Linked DNA regions of Homo sapiens: regions 2, 3 and 4 are each linked to region 1. The links are chromatin contacts, found by Hi-C or POLR2A ChIA-PET in ENCODE. All regions are on one chromosome and are shown on one strand. The core of a region is the stretch at or near the end of the contact, and the rest is flanking DNA. Distances in the headings are between cores, read along the strand shown. Region 1 holds the start of HACL2 (2-hydroxyacyl-CoA lyase 2). Region 2 holds the start of DDA1 (DET1 and DDB1 associated 1). Region 3 holds the start of USE1 (unconventional SNARE in the ER 1). Region 4 holds the start of LYL1 (LYL1 basic helix-loop-helix family member).

Evidence for each region. A loop is a pair of places that touch in the nucleus more often than their neighbours do. ChIA-PET counts read pairs that join two places held with the same protein, here RNA polymerase II (POLR2A). Pooled maps may share reads with other maps.
Region 2: a loop to region 1 is called in a pooled map, with 10 times the contacts of the local background. The contact joins the promoter of DDA1 here to the promoter of HACL2 in region 1. A Hi-C loop is called at or near these places in 1 of 37 single-sample maps with no recorded cell type and 7 of 50 pooled maps. POLR2A ChIA-PET finds 5 or more read pairs at or near these places in 1 of 52 experiments (naive thymus-derived CD4-positive, alpha-beta T cell).
Region 3: a loop to region 1 is called in a pooled map, with 8 times the contacts of the local background. The contact joins the promoter of USE1 here to the promoter of HACL2 in region 1. A Hi-C loop is called at or near these places in 4 of 50 pooled maps. POLR2A ChIA-PET finds 5 or more read pairs at or near these places in 2 of 52 experiments (OCI-LY7 and naive thymus-derived CD4-positive, alpha-beta T cell).
Region 4: a pooled map shows a loop between it and region 1 (15-fold over the local background). The contact joins the promoter of LYL1 here to the promoter of HACL2 in region 1. A Hi-C loop is called at or near these places in 1 of 37 single-sample maps with no recorded cell type and 2 of 50 pooled maps. POLR2A ChIA-PET finds 5 or more read pairs at or near these places in 1 of 52 experiments (activated CD8-positive, alpha-beta memory T cell).

What each region holds. Positions count from the first base shown.
Region 1 is chr19:15,123,807-15,127,470 of GRCh38, forward strand. HACL2 (2-hydroxyacyl-CoA lyase 2) reads right to left here and starts at 1,980. Exons shown (of 16, transcript NM_006844.5): 1 at 1,850-1,980; 2 at 1,119-1,263. The coding sequence starts at 1,253. ILVBL-AS1 (ILVBL antisense RNA 1) reads left to right here and starts at 354. Exons shown (of 3, transcript NR_186314.1): 1 at 354-419; 2 at 658-699; 3 at 2,121-2,368. RefSeq lists enhancers at 720-1,485, 1,486-2,249, 1,744-1,833 and silencers at 1,434-1,483, 2,054-2,123.
Region 2 is chr19:17,307,927-17,311,590 of GRCh38, forward strand. DDA1 (DET1 and DDB1 associated 1) reads left to right here and starts at 1,637. Exons shown (of 5, transcript NM_024050.6): 1 at 1,637-1,731. The coding sequence starts at 1,729. RefSeq lists enhancers at 940-1,501, 1,223-1,412, 1,502-2,065 and a silencer at 1,853-1,952.
Region 3 is chr19:17,213,262-17,216,925 of GRCh38, forward strand. It overlaps USE1 (unconventional SNARE in the ER 1), which reads left to right and starts at 2,096. Exons shown (of 8, transcript NM_018467.4): 1 at 2,096-2,246; 2 at 2,541-2,590; 3 at 2,731-2,809; 4 at 2,908-3,060. The coding sequence starts at 2,145. MYO9B (myosin IXB) reads left to right here. Exons shown (of 40, transcript NM_004145.4): 40 at 1-25. RefSeq lists enhancers at 1,736-2,316, 2,080-2,399 and a silencer at 2,420-2,489.
Region 4 is chr19:13,101,465-13,105,128 of GRCh38, forward strand. LYL1 (LYL1 basic helix-loop-helix family member) reads right to left here and starts at 1,394. Exons shown (of 4, transcript NM_005583.5): 1 at 1,067-1,394. TRMT1 (tRNA methyltransferase 1) reads right to left here. Exons shown (of 17, transcript NM_001136035.4): 17 at 3,443-3,617. The coding sequence ends at 3,471. LOC105372282 (a long non-coding RNA gene) reads left to right here and starts at 2,952. Exons shown (of 2, transcript XR_001753871.2): 1 at 2,952-3,180; 2 at 3,344-3,442. RefSeq lists cis regulatory regions at 1,147-2,067, 2,867-3,447, a silencer at 1,167-1,776 and enhancers at 2,857-2,936, 2,871-3,165, 3,077-3,136.

The DNA of each region.
Region 1 (3,664 bases), core at 730-3,229:
GCTTGCCCAAGTAAGACTGAAAGTTCAATAGAACCCACGCTCTTAAGTGCCCCACTGTTACACTGCCTGTCTCCAGGATGGCAGGGCAATCAGGGAGAGAGGAGAGGGTTATATAACCCAGGGGGTTTGGCCAGGGGCACAACGCACGCAGAGCAGATGGCAGGGAGCCATCTGCTGTGACTCCTCCCTGCCCTCCAGTATCCTTGCAGAGCCTGGCAGCTGGGCTCCTGATCCCAGCCTCCCTGATGCCCTCCTGATGGACGCTAAACAGGCCCAGGGCTTAGTTGACAGGCTGCCAGCCACCATGTGCCTGGCACGGGAGTGAGCTGCTGGCACAGACTGTGCCGAGGCCTCCCAACTCCAGCTGCCTCACAGCCCTACACATCCAAGGCTTGCTTTAAATCTCCTAAGTCCTGAAGGTCAGTGGCATCACTCCTGGCTAGCAGAGGAAGCAGTAGAGAAGGGTTTGGGGAGGGAGAGGTCAAGCTTGGTCCCTGCTAGGAGAGAAAGGGTTGAGGAAGGGGTCTGGAGAAGGGGTAAATTTCAAACAGAGGTGCAAGGAGTTTAGGGGGACACCTGTGGGGTCAGCTCTCTCCAAACATGTCACCTAGGGCAAACCACCACACAATCTCTCTGAGCCTCAGCTTCCTCTTGCAGAAAATGAAGACAGAAAGAACAGCACCTACTTTCAAGGAAAAGGTAAGGGGTAGGTAAGAAAGTCTACAGTACTGAGCTCAGCAGAGGGCAACTGTTATGAAACTGTCACTGCCACCCCCTCGCTGGAGCCTGCCCTCTGCCCCATTTATCCCATCCAGGTTAGGGAGCACAGAGTGCTGTCCATCTGTTCTGTGAAAAGAGTCACTGGGGAAGGAGGTAGGTGGGGTGCGAGTGCCCCGGCAGCGGCAGCTTCCGTGTTCTCTCTTACCAGTGGCAAAGTCCAGGCCTCCATACACAGCGTGGCAATGGAGACAGGGCCCTGGACAGAACCTCTTACCAGTCCCTCTGGACTAGTCGGGGCTCGCTTTCCCACCCTGCACAATGAGTGAGCTGGAAGCAGCACCACGAGGCCCCTCCCTCTTTGACTGCCCCCAGCCCACCTCCCATTCTGTGCCCCGCACCTTGTGCAGCAGCTGATAGAAGAGCCCCAGGCGGTGAGCGGCGCCCAGCAAGGCGGCCACCAGCGTCCCGCAGGCCAGGAGCAGGAAGGAGGGGAATAAGCTCCCAGCGGGGGCGGCGGCCGCGGGGGTCTCCATGAGGTGGTACCTAAGAGAGAAAGGGCACTTCCCAGACTTGGGCGCGACAGGGAACCTCTCCGGAAGAAATCGCGCCCCTTCTCGCAGCAGGATCCAGGGCCACGACCCTTGCCGCCAGTTTCTGTGCGGCCACGCCCCCAACCCTGCCAGACCACGCCCTTTGTGCGCCTAGGCTCGGGGTGAAGCCATGCCTCTCCGTGACAAGGTCACGCCCCTCGCGGGGCTAGCCCCAGTCCTTTACATCACCACCACTCCCACCCAAACTAGCCACCACAAGTCAAGGTGGCGACGACAGCACCACACAGTTATCTTCCACTTACCTACTTGTCAATGGACAGGCGGAAGCCCCGCCTCTCTTTCCACAACCGGACCCCAAATCTCAGCCCCAGTAGTGAGCCCGCCCCATGTTACGTCACCAAGAGGCACGAGGTCACGCCCCCGGGTTAGCGGGCGCGACCCTCCACGCAACCCACGCCTCTCCCTTAAAGAGCGCACGGGCCCGAGCCTGATCCCCGACCCCGGGCCAGGCTGGGTCGAGGTCACATCGCATCAGGATGTGGTTCTCCCACACCAGCTCGACCCCCGACGCTATTCACCTTCACCTCCAGGATATGGCGCTGCCTCCAGCAGAATTCGGCCCCCTCCGTGTCACGTGACCCGGGAGCGTGGCCGTGCCCGGGTGGCCCACTTGGCTCAGCGGCGCCCCGTAGTCCGGCCCGATGCGCATGCGCACAGTCGGAGCCCCGCTCCGGGGCCACCCGAAAGAGCCTTGCCTCTACTGGCCGCCTCCCTCATAGACCCCGCCTCCCCTTGCCTTTCATTGGCTCGCACTGCAGACCTCACACCCATTTTATGTTTTAAAACCAGGAGGCCACGCCCCTCAGCGGCTTCAGGAGCCCAGACCTTTGGGGGCCCACCTTCCGCAGCTTTCCATTGGCCCCACGGTGGAAGCCCGTAGGTTCAGGCCCTCCGAACACAGCTCGCTTTCCACACCAGCGGGGCCGTACCAGAGCAAGACCATGTCTCACAAAATAATAATAATACTTAAAAAATGGTAAATTTTATGTTATGTATATTTTCCACACTATAAATAAATATTTGTGCATGTATATATATATATGTGTATATTTTTTGTATAATAGGTATAGTAGTAAGCAAAGGAAATTCACACTGAGTCACATTCTACAAAATGCCTAACCAGACCTCTACAAAACTGTCAAGGTCATGAAAAACAAAGACTGAGGCACTGCCACAGACTAGAGGAGGGAAAGGAGCTGTGACAACTAAATTCAATATAGTACCCTGGACTGGATCCAGGAATCAAAAAAAGGACAAATTTGTGGATAAAGTTGGTGAAATCCAAATAAAGTTTGGAGTTGAGTTAGTAGTAATGAACCAGTGTTAATCTTTTTGTTTCAGTAAATGTATTATGGTTATATAAGATGTTAGCATTCAGGGAAGCTGGATAAAGAGTAGACAAAAATTATCTTGCTATCTTTGCAGCTTTTCTGTAAAGCTAAAAAAGAAAAAAAAAGTCTTAATAACAAGGATACAATTTTCCAGAGAGAGAGAAAGATGTTGTAATAGATGTAAATTCTTTCTTGGGAGACAAAGCTTTAACATGCTCCAAGACTAATTATCTGACCAATCTCTCCCCAGATAAAGAAAGATTGTCACTAGGCAAATGTCCAAAAAGCTTCTCAGCCGAAAGCTGGATTATTCAACAGTCCCTGAAACAAATATACACAGAGGACAAGTGATTTTTTTAAAAAGGGAAACAAGCCTGGCATGGTGGTCCATGTGTGTAATCCCAGCACTTTGGGAGGCCAAGACAGGAGGATCGCTTGAGGCCAGGAATTTGAGACCAACCGGGGCCAAAAAGTGAGACCCAGTCTCTCCAAAAAACAAACAAACAAACAAACTTAGCCAGGAGAATCGCTTGAACCCGGGAGGTGGAGGTTGCGGTGAGCTGAGATCACGCCATTGCACTCCAGCCTGGGAAACAGAGCAAGACTCTGTCTAAAAAAAATTTTTTTTAAAAGAAAAAAAATTAGCTGAGTATGGTGGCACGTGCTTGTTATCCCTTTTGCTTGGGAGGTTGAGAAGGGAGGATTGCTTGAACCCAAGAGGTTGTGTCTACAGTGAGCTGTGATCGTGCCACTGCACTCCAGCTGGGGCAACAGAGCAAGACCCTGTCTCTAAAAAAAAGGGGGTGGGTGTGGGGCAGGGGAGGAAACAAATACCATGTATCTAAATTGATCGAAATTTAAAGAGAAGTGCAACAAATTATTGAGTTAGAGGGATACAGTAAGGGCCTCTCTTAGGACAAGCAGAAGGACTCTCTAAGGAGGTGACAGTTGAGCAGAGAGACCAGGAGGAAGTGAGGACATGGGCCCCACAAGGATCTGGAG
Region 2 (3,664 bases), core at 387-2,886, 2.2 Mb after region 1:
GGACACAGAGGTGTCAGGGCTGGGAGGGGGATTGTGAGGGCTGTAGGACTTCAGGGAAGGTACCTGACTTGCCTTTTTGAAGAATGCAGTCAGGGAAGTCTTGGAGGAAATGGCAAGGTCTGGGAGAGCCCAGACATAGAAGGAATTGGTTAGAGGTGAGGACACAGGTGGGCAATGAAGACCGCAGGTGCCCATAAATGGGGCCAAGGAGGTGGGATTGAATACTAGGGAGTTACGGGAGGTGGTTGAGCAAGACGGTGTCGAGGAGGAGCTAGGGAGTGTTATGGTTCTTATCTTCTAGGGCTGCTTTAAAAACGTAATAAACACAAGAAGATGCCGGCACGATGGCTCCCAGAACTTTGGGAAGCCAAGTCTGGAGGATTGCTTGAGGCCAGAAGTTCGAGACCAGCTTGGGAAACATAGCAAGACCCCTGTGTCTTTTTTTTTTTTTTCTTTTGAGAGGGAGTTTAGCTCTTGTTGCCCAGACTGGACTGTAGTGGCTTAATCTCGGCTGACTGACACCTCCGCCTTCTGGTTTTAAGCGATTCTCCTGCCTCAGCCTCTTGAGTAGCTGGGATGACAGGCGCCCGCCACCACGCCCGGCTAATTTTTGTATTTTAGTAGAGATGGGGTTTCACCATGTTGGCCAGGCTGGTCTCAAACTCCTGACCTCGTGATCCGCCCGCCTCGGCTTCCCAAAGTGCTGGGATTGCTGGGATTACAGGCGTGAGCCACCGTGCCCCGCCTTTTTTTTTTTGAGACAGAGTCTCCCTCTGTCCGCCAGGCTGGAGTGCAGTGGCGCGATCTCAGCTCACTGCAAGATCCGCCTCACTCACGGTTCACGCCGTTGTCCTGCTTCGGCCTCCGGAGTAGCTGGGACTACAGGCGTCCGCCACCACGCCCGGCTAATTTTTTGTATTTTTAGTAGAGACGTGGTTTCACCGTGTTAGCCAGGACGGTCTCGATCTCCTGACCTCGTGATCCACCCGCGTCGGCCTCCCAAAGTGCTGGGATTACAGGCGTGAGCCACTGCGCCCGGCTGGCTTTTTTTTTTTTTTTTTGAGACTGATTTTCGCTCTTGTTGCCCAGGCTGGAGTGCAATGGCACGATCTTGGCTCACTGCAACCTCCGCCTCCCGGGTTCAAGTGATTCTCCTGCCTCAGCCTCCCTACTAGCTGGAATTACAGGCGCAGAGATGGGGTTTCACCATGCTGGCCAGGCTGGTCTCGAACTGCTGACCTCAGGCGATCTACCCGCCTCGGCCTCCCAAAGTGCTAAGATTACAGGAGTGAGCCACCGCACCCGGCCGAACCTCGCATCTTAAAAACACACAGACACACAAAAGCTCTAGAGAGCCTCGCGGAGCTGTAAACTACAGCTCCCAAGAGACTTCGCGGCCGAGGCCTCCGCCCACTTCCGGATCTCACTTTCATTGCTTCCAAGTACCGGGAGGTGCTTTGCTTCTTCAACCGAACTTGACCACAATGGGAGGAGGCGTGGCAACCAATGGGCGCATGAGTTAGCTGGATGCGGCCAATGGAAGCGTGCAAAGCGCTCCTATGTGGGGGCGGGGCTAGACTGCACACCAATGACAGGGAGGTGGTGGCGCCATCAGTGTGGGCTGTGCCGTGGCTGGAAGTTACTGTGAGGCGGCGGCTAAGAAGGCGGCTCTGGTGGCGGCGGTGGAGGCTGAGGCGGCGGCCGAGGCGGCGACGGAGGAAACAGAAGATGGTGAGGATGGCCTCCAGGCCCCCACTCCCCCTCTGCTAGACAAAATGGCGCTGTGGTCCCACCCACCTCTAGTATCCCCCTAGGCCCCTCTCCGTTCTGCCCGGTCCCCTCAGGTCCGGCCCGCCCCTCCCACTCACCTGTGACCTTCGACCCCCGGACCCTACCGAGAGCTTCCTGCTGATCCCACTGCCACTCCTTCTCCGACCCCTGACCCCATCCAGGATACCAAGCCCTGACAACTCATTCATTTCCGGGTTGCGGCTCCCCCCGGAAATCGTCTGGGGTGGGGATGGGGTCCCGTAAGACCCCCTGGTCTGGCCTCGTTCTCAGCACGCCGGACCTGGATCTCTTCAGTTCAGGAGAATTTGGGAGGCCGGCCTGGGCCCCGGGGCGGGGGAGGGGGCTTGGCACCGCGATATGCAGGGCTTTGTCGCCAAAGGAAGTGCGACATCGCCGATTGTCCCGGTTCCCCGGGCCCTGACCCCACCTCCACCATTCTGGGCCCTTACCCGCCTCTAAGAATGAAAAACTTTTATCTCCGATCCGCATGGATTGTCCCTGTGAAATGAGGGTAGCAGTAGTCTGAACCTCTTAGGGTGGTGACAATTTAGGTAACTGACGTCGTAAAGGACTCAGGATAGTGAATGCTCAACAGATGAGCTGGGTGACTCGAGGCCAGTGACGTTCTCTTCTAGCTGTCCCCTCATTATGAAGTGTGGATCGTCCCCACCTGGCTGTTGGAAGGTTGAAATTCCTTCAGGGTTCCTCAGTCATCCTGGAATTTGGGTCTGGTGGTTCTTCGGGGTTCAGTCTCCCCACCTGAAAAGTGGGATGGTGACCCACCCTCAGAGTGGAACTAAAGCCTCTCCACAACCCCCATTAGTTGGCATCCTGAGGGCTGGGAAGGGTGATGGGAAGCTTGGTCAAGATACCTCAAGTCTCCTTTGTCCCCTGACCCAGAGTCCCAGCCCACAATCCACAGTCCTTGGGATGTGGTGGGGATGAAAGGAAGACTCCCTTTCAGGAAGGAAATGGGAAGGTGGGTTCCTAGTGTGCGGGTCCCCAAGCCTGGGAGTTGTCCTTGATACCTTGGTACAGTCTCATCCCTACAGCCAATCATAAGTGGATTAGATTGTCTCTGCCTTCTGAACACACCTGAATTCATCCATGGCTTCATGCCCTGTTGCAGGTACTGCCACTTCCCACCTGCATACCTGTCCCAGCTTCTTCCCTGGTCTCCTAGCCTTGCTCTCACCCCTTTGGCAGTTCATAATTCACCTGAACCAGAAGGAACTTTTTTTTTGGAGTCAGGGTCTCACTCTGGCGCCCAGACTGGAGGCTCAAGAGATCCCCACACCAGGCTCATTTTTGTACTTTTTGGAGAGATGGGGATTCCCTATGTTGCCCAGGCTGGTCTCAAACTCCTGGGCTCAAGTGATCCTGCCTCAGCCTCCCAAAGTGCTGGTATTACAGGTGTGAGGCACTGCATGGGGCCTGAGAAGGAGGTTGTTTTTTTTTTTTCTTTTGAGATGGAGTCTTGCTCTGTCGCCCAGGCTGGAGTGCAGTGGCATGATCTCGGCTCACTGGAACCTCCGCCTCCTGGGTTCAAGCCATTCTCCTGCCTCAGCCTCCCAAGTAGGTGGGACCCACCACCATGCCCGGCTAATTTTTGTATTTCTAGTAGAGACAGGTTTTCACCATATTGGCCAGGCTGGTCTTGAACTCCTGACCTTGTGATCCACCCGCTTCGGACTCCCAAAGTGCTGGGAGTACAGGTGTGAGCCACTGCGCCCGGCCAGAAGGAGCTTTTAAAGATGTGCATCAAATGATACCACTTTCTAGCCTATAAAATGCTCCAGGAACCCTGGCGGCTCCCCTCCTCACCCTGAGGCCCCTGGCCACCTCTATGACCTTATCTCCACTCTCTTCTCCA
Region 3 (3,664 bases), core at 846-3,345, 2.1 Mb after region 1:
GCATGAAATAAAAAGTGCCTGAGAAGTGTGTGCATGGGACGCCTGCTCATATGGGATCGGGCTTGGAAGAACAGGGCCGGTGGGTGGGGGTCTGCCCTGTGGCCTCAGCCAAGAAGGGTGCAGAATATGGGTGGAACACTGTCCTCAAAGTTCTGTCTTGATCCTCCACCAAACAGGGAGCTCCCAGCAGAGCCTCACTTGGCCAGGAGCGCCTGCTGTCCTGGCAGCCCTCTCTGGCCTCCCTGATTCAGTGCCCAGCCTCTGGAGCCTAAATGTCAGCTGCAGCAGCCACCCATCCAGCAGAGGTGGCCAGTTCCTGGTGGGCCCAGCAGGACAGGAACAGATGGGCTCCCAGGCTGCCATCGGATGGGAGTCGTGGGAACTGGCTGGCTGGTATTGGTTGGGGCACCGTGAAGAACCCAAGTTCAGACAGCACATGCCAGAGGTTGAGGGGCTTCTCCAAGGCCACACAGTTGGGAGGGGCATGGCTGGGATTTAGACTCTGCCCTGCCAGCCTCTAGAGGCCCCTTTGATGGGCCCTGGGTTTGGTCTCCATTGTTTGTTGTGGGTTTTTTTCTTGAAACACGGTCTCGCTCTGTCACCCAGGCTGGAGTGCAGTGGCGCGATCTCGGCCCACTGCAGCCTCCACCTCTCGGGTTCAAGCGATTCTCCTGCCTCAGCCTCCCGAGTAGCTGGGATTACAGGCACGCACAACCAAGCCCAGCTAATTTTTGTGTTTTTTGATAGAGACAGGGTTTCACCATGTTGGCCAGGCTGCTCTCCAAACTCCTGACCTCCAGTGATCCATCCACCTCACCCTCCCAAAGTGCTGGGATTACAGGCGTGAGCCACCGCACCTGGCCCTCCATGGTATTTTCTTTTTTTTTTTTTTTTTTTGAGACGGAGTCTTGCTTTGTTGCCCAAGCTGGAGTGCAGTGGCACAATCTCGGCTCACTGCAACATCCACCTCCTGGGTTCAAGCGATTCTCCTGCCTCAGTCTCCCAAGTAGCTGGGATTACAGGCACCCACCATCACGCCCGGCTAATTTTTGTATTTTTAGTAGAGACGGGGTTTCACCATGTTGGCCAGGCTGGTCTCAAACTCCTGACCTCAGGTGATCCATCTGCCTCAGCCTCCCTAAGTGCTGGGATTACAGGTGTGAGCCACCGCACCTACCCGTCTATGATATTTTTCAAGGACATCAGGCCCACTGGTGTAACCAAGGTGCAGATGACCTAAGGTGTGGGAAAACATGAAGGCTGCATGCCAGGCCCTGGTTCCTGTGAAGCCCCCACCCTCATCCTGTCACTCCAGAAGAGAGGCACTGCAAGGCATAGGGGTACTCAGCTTCCAGGTACTGAGGTGGGCTGGGAAGGGGTTCTCCATGGGGGTCTGGGCGTTAGGGGGGACCCAGCCCCACCTTGCTCACTCTCAGGCAGAGCTGTCTCATGTGCCCCTTGAGGCAGGTACTGTCACACTGTCCATTTCCCGGGGGAAGAAGCGGATCCAGAAAAGTTAAACTCTCCCAGGGCCGAGGATGGAATCAGAGCTGGAGCTGTGACCTGGAAACCCATAACCACAATACAGATGAGCCCTGCTGAGGTGGGGGAAGCCTTGGATTCCTGAATCCCAGGCTACAGAAATCGGGAAGGGTGTGTGGACGTGAAATAGCTCCGACTGGGAAGAATCCAGGTAGGAGTGGGGTGCGGGGAGGTACTTTGAGCAGGCAAAACAGAACAAAAGGGCACACTGCACGCGGGTCTGACACCAGAAGACCCCGGTCGTCCTATCATTCCCGAAGGGTTAACATGCTCTCGAGGAAAAGCAAGTGATTCGCCTAAGTAAGAATGGGGTGGCGCCTCTCCTATTTTTTTAAAATAGAGATAGAGTAGCGCTATCTTGCCCGGGCTGGCCTCAAGCAATCCTTTCCCACCTCTGCCTCCTAAAATGCTGGCATTACAGCCCTGAGCCACCGCGCCCGGCCCAGCGCCCCGTCTCAAAACAAGATATTACTTCCGCTCCAAACAAAGATGGGCCAGCTAACGAGCGCGGGGGAAACATCCGCCCGGAAGGCCACTTGAAGGCACTTCCGCCCTCTCTTAACATGGAGCCGGCGGAAGGGGTGGTGTAGGGCCGGGCGATAATGGCGGCGTCGAGGCTGGAGCTAAACCTGGTGCGGCTGCTATCCCGCTGCGAGGCGATGGCAGCGGAGAAACGGGACCCGGACGAGTGGCGCCTGGAGAAGGTGAGGGGATCTCGCACTGCCGCGTAGAGCCCGACTCCCGGGGGGTGATTCCTAGGGTTGGAAGCCACCTGGCCCGACTCCCCGGCCCCAGTAGCCTCTCGGGCAGCGCCCTTTCCGGTCAGTCCCGCCACGTCCACCTGTAGCTTCCGCCCCCGTCCCTGGGACTCCGCCCCTCCCCCACTGGCCCCGCCTCCTTTACGCTTGACCCCTCCCATTTGTCGGCCCCGCCCCCCCGACTCCCATGATCAGGACATGGGAAAGACCCCCGGGTGACAATCCACTTTTCCTCCCCAGTACGTGGGAGCCCTAGAGGACATGTTGCAGGCCCTGAAGGTCCACGCGAGGTGAGTGCAGGCAGCCTCAGGGCTTTCACATCAGCACGTGGCTGTGCTACTGGACATCCCAGTACCGCTATCCCAGCTGGGACCCTTCCCTGAGCTGGGGACCATGGACAGGTTTTGTTTTTCTTCTTCCTGCCTTCCAGCAAACCGGCCTCTGAGGTGATCAATGAATATTCCTGGAAGGTGGATTTTCTGAAGGGGATGCTGCAAGCCGAGAAGCTGGTGAGAAGGGGTGCCCCTGCCCCCTCAGCCCCCATCACCGCTCACTTTGGTCCCCAGGACCTGCCCCTCCAGTGACTTATCTTCCCACATTTCTGCAGACCTCCTCCTCAGAGAAAGCACTGGCCAACCAGTTCCTGGCCCCTGGCCGTGTGCCAACCACAGCCAGAGAGCGAGTGCCCGCCACAAAGACGGTGCATCTGCAGTCACGGGCGCGGTACACCAGCGAGATGCGGAGTGAGCTACTAGGCACGGTAGGGCTCCTTCCCTGGTCCCTGGGAATCCCTTGGACAGGAATAGGGGTTCTATGCTTGTAGGCAGCCAGAACCACAATACTGTCAGATACAGGAACCCTAAGGGGGTCCAGCAATCTCTTCCCTGGGTCATCACACAAGGCTGCCCAACAGAGGGGCATTGTGGCTAAGGCTTTGCTAGATGAATAGGAATTTGGTACAAGGCAAAAATGGAATGTGTCTGGTTAAGCCCCAGAGTTGGCCCAAGAGCAGGGTTTGAGTCCTGGCTTGCAACTTACAAGACACATAAGTTTCTTCAGCCGTAAAAGAGGATGACAAGTTCCTTTCTGAGCACTTTATGTGGATCAGCTCAATCTTTTAAAATATGAGTTGTTGTGGCCAGGTGCGGCAGCTCACGCCTGTAATCCCAGCACTTTGGGAGGCCGAGGCGGGCGGATCATTTGAGGTCAGGAGTTAAGACCAGCCTGACCAACATGGAGAAACCCCGTCTTTAGTAAAAATACAAAATTAGCTGGGCATGGTGGCTCACGCCTGTAATCCCAGCTACTCGGGAGGCTGAGGCAGGAGAATCGCTTGAACCCAGGAGGCAGAGGTTGCGGTGAGC
Region 4 (3,664 bases), core at 144-2,643, 2.0 Mb before region 1:
CCCAGCCTCTGAGCAAATATTCCTTCTTCCAGAATTCCCTCACCTCTGCAGCCTGGAGAGGGAACAAGACAGGGAGCCCCTAACTGATCCTGGGATCCCCAGAAACCCCAAGATTAACCCTGTTATCCTCAGATCTAAAGATCCAACCCAGAGACTCCTCATTAACTCATTGATGCCATGTGAGCTTGGAATCCCTCCAAGATGGACTCTGACCCTTCACGGAAGGCCCCCAGCCCCCACCCAGGCTGACCCTCTGCACCTCAAGAATGACCCTGCGGTTCTTCCCATTGCTGTCCCTGAAAGTGCTCCATAATTGCTTGAGTGACCCCCACTCCCACTGCAAACATCCCCCATAGCAACCCTGTGACCCCACTACTGACACTATGACCTCAAATGCTGACCCTAGACCCCCAAACACTGACCCCACTGCCCAGTCCAGTCCAGTCATGCCCCAACCCTCCCTCTGGCTTGGAAGCCCCCATCCTCATCAGCATCCACGCTTTTTAAAATTTGTTTATTTTTTTAGAGACAGGGTCTCCCTCTGTTGTCCAGGCTGGAGTGCAGTGGTGCAATCATAGTGCACTGCAGCCTCAAATTCCTGGGCTCGAGCCATCCTCCTGTCTCAGCCTCCTGAGTAGCTGAGAGTACAGGCATGTGCCACCATGCCCGGCTAATTTAAAAAAAAAAATTTTTTTTGTAGAGGCAGGTTCTCACTCTGTTGTCCAGGGTGGTCTGGAACTCCTGGGCTCAAGTGATCCTCCTGCCTCAGCCTCCCAAAGTGCTGGGATTACAGGCATGCACCACAATGCCCCGCGATCATCCACAGTTTTGCATACTGTTTTGACATCCCTGTTTGCTCTTGGTTCCAGAGTCCAGGATGTCCCAGCAAGGTGTGAGACTGTTGGCCCCTCTGCCCTGTCTTCCTCAGCTAGGCCCTGGGGAAGCAGGCCTGGCCCCTCACTAGTGGGTCCCTGCTGGTGAATGAATGAATGAAGGAATGAACAAAGGAATGCAGGCTGGGTCCCAGGCCCGGGATCCTCCACCTTTAGGCCCGCTCCCCTCTTACCCCAGCACTGTTCTTGCAGCCTGGTGAGTGCCCTGGCTCTGTCCCGTCAGGGCTGGCAGTCTGGGCCAGGGTGTGGTTTCCAGCGTCAGGCCAGGCTCTGCTGTCTCGCGAGGGTCCGGCCTCAATGCTCCAGGCCCCGGCGTTGGGCCGCGCCTCCTCGTGGGCCTCGGAAGGCCAGGATAGCCGAGGTCTCCGCGTAGGTCCCCCCCAGGGAAAGTGAGCGGCTCCCGGGCCGGCCCGCCTTCTCCCCGCCCCCGGCGGCCCGGTTTCCTCCCTCTCACCCCTGGCGGCGCAGCGGCCGGAGGATGCTGGCCCAGTGCAGATAAGGGCCAGGCTGCCTGGCCGCGCCTGATAAGGAGCCTGGCTGACCCCGGAGGAAACCAGCGGGCGGGGACCTAGCAGCGCGGGCCTCCCGGCCCCGCCCCCAGCCGGCGCTGGCAGGACTCGGTCCGCCACCCCTCAGGGCTTCGCCTTCCGCTCCCCCAGCCACTGTAGGGACCCCGGGCCTCTGGGGACCCGGGCCCCAGGGCAGCCGGGGAGGGAGGTGCCTGGATGCACGCAGGGGGTAAACTGAGGCAGGGAAGCTGCCTCCTCTTATGTCCGAGTCTGCCCTTTGGCTTTGCACACTCCCTGCCCGAATGTCTGTGCTGATGGGGGTGAGGGAGAGCCCTTTCCGGCCCGTTGGGGCCGCGTGACCCTGGGCCCCCACCTCCTCTCCTCACCCAGCCTGGTTCCTCTTTTTACAGAGGCCCTTCCCTCCTCTCCACCACCCCTACCCGGGAGTGGGGCACCCAAAGGGGAACAGTTCTAACAGTCTGGCCTTGGGTGTCCAGCCTGGGCAGGTGTCCCAAGCCCTCAGCACAGTATCCACACATTTCCAAGCCCAGGAGGGTGAGAGGAAGAGCCATGGCTGTCAGGGGTGGGGTGGGGAAGTTGGATTTCCTAGGGTGCTGGGGCTGGTGTGACCTTCCAGTAGATGCCCAACAGGTCCCCACAACTATAGGCCTCTTGGCTACAGGATCACATAACTCCAACTTGGTGGTCCATGGCCCTCACCCCACAGCACCCGGCCCCTTCATGGGGGGCAGTTATCCTGGCTTGGTGGTAAACCTCAAGACCCTACTGGAGCCTCCCACAGGGAGAGGCTCTGGGCACAGCCAGGCAGCAGCAGCTACCAGACTGCCACCCACTTGTGATACTCATGCTTTGGCCCGTCTGTGTATCTGGGCAACTGCAAGAGCCCCCAGGCAGGCAGGCACCCAGCAGCAGGACTACCAACCCCCCCCCCCCCCCGCCCAGGAATGGGGTGGAGCCCAGGACCCCACGATCAACACCTCCATTGCTTTCCTCCAAAGAAGCAGGAACTAAAGTTTTATGCAGTAAAGGCCGGGCTTGGTGGCTCATGCCTGTCATCCCAGCACTTTGGGAGGCTGAGGCTGGCGGATTGCTTGGGCTCATGAGTTTGAGACCAGCCTGGGAAACATGGCAAAACCCCATCTCTACAAAAAATACAAAAATTAGCTGGTTGTGGTGGTGCGTGCCTGTAGTCCCTGCTACTCTGGAGGCTGAGGTGGGAGGATGGCGTGAGCCTGGGAGGTGGAGGCTGCAGTGAGCCAATATTGCGCCACTGCACTCCAGCCTGGGCCACACACCTAGACCTTGCCTCAAAAAAAAAAAAAAAAAAAAAAAAATTAAGCGCTAACTCTGATATCGCTACAAGGAGGGTCCTAAGATTAGCCTCATTACAGATGGGGATGAAGGGAGCAGGAGCCAGAGAGGGGATCCTGCCCCAGGACTCTTCGTTAACGTTACTAAACCCCACTCTGGAGGGCAGGGAGGGGTACAGCTCCCCCTCACTGGGTGTCTGGGCAGCAGCCTGCGAGGTCCCTCTTTGTGTGCACGCCCCCCTCGCCCCGGGCCTCAGGGCAGGAAGCACCTGGTCTGGAGCGGATGCACAGGGCGCCTGGTTCCGGTCCAGCTTCCGCCACTGTGGCCCCTGGAGAGCTGGGCCAAAGAAACCAGGCGGCGAGGAGGCAGCGGCGCGAAGACACGTGGGGGCTACCGGGCAGGAGCGCCCCACTATGCGCAAGCCCGTGGCCTGGAGAGCGCTGAAGGTGGGAGGGGGAAGAGGGGCAGAACCCCCGCGGGAGCGAGCGCACAGCTGCCGCCCCGTGGCCGCTTCGGGAATCGCTGGCTCCGGCTCTGGGGTGGCTCAGTGACCCTCGCTGCAGAGGGGCCGACCACTGTGCAGATGGTCAGCTCCTACCTCCCATACAGACTCAACACTCCAGCCAGGCAGGGGCGAACGATCCCCAGAGGAACAGATCCCAGTCATGCAGCTGTATGGACCAATACACAAACCACAGGCAATCGGGAGAAGGTGACGTGACATCTCTTTATTGGTTCAGTCTATGCCTGGCCCAGCGGCAGCCCCAGGTCCAGGGGGGGTCTGGTTGGAGGTCTCTGGACAGTCAGGGGCAGCATCAGCAGAAACCCTGGGTGTCGGGGGGCTGTGGGAGTAGCAGCACTGGTCCCCGCGTTGACAGGTGCCCTGGTGGGAAGATGGTGGGTGTGAACCCCTGCCCGGAGCTCAGCAGC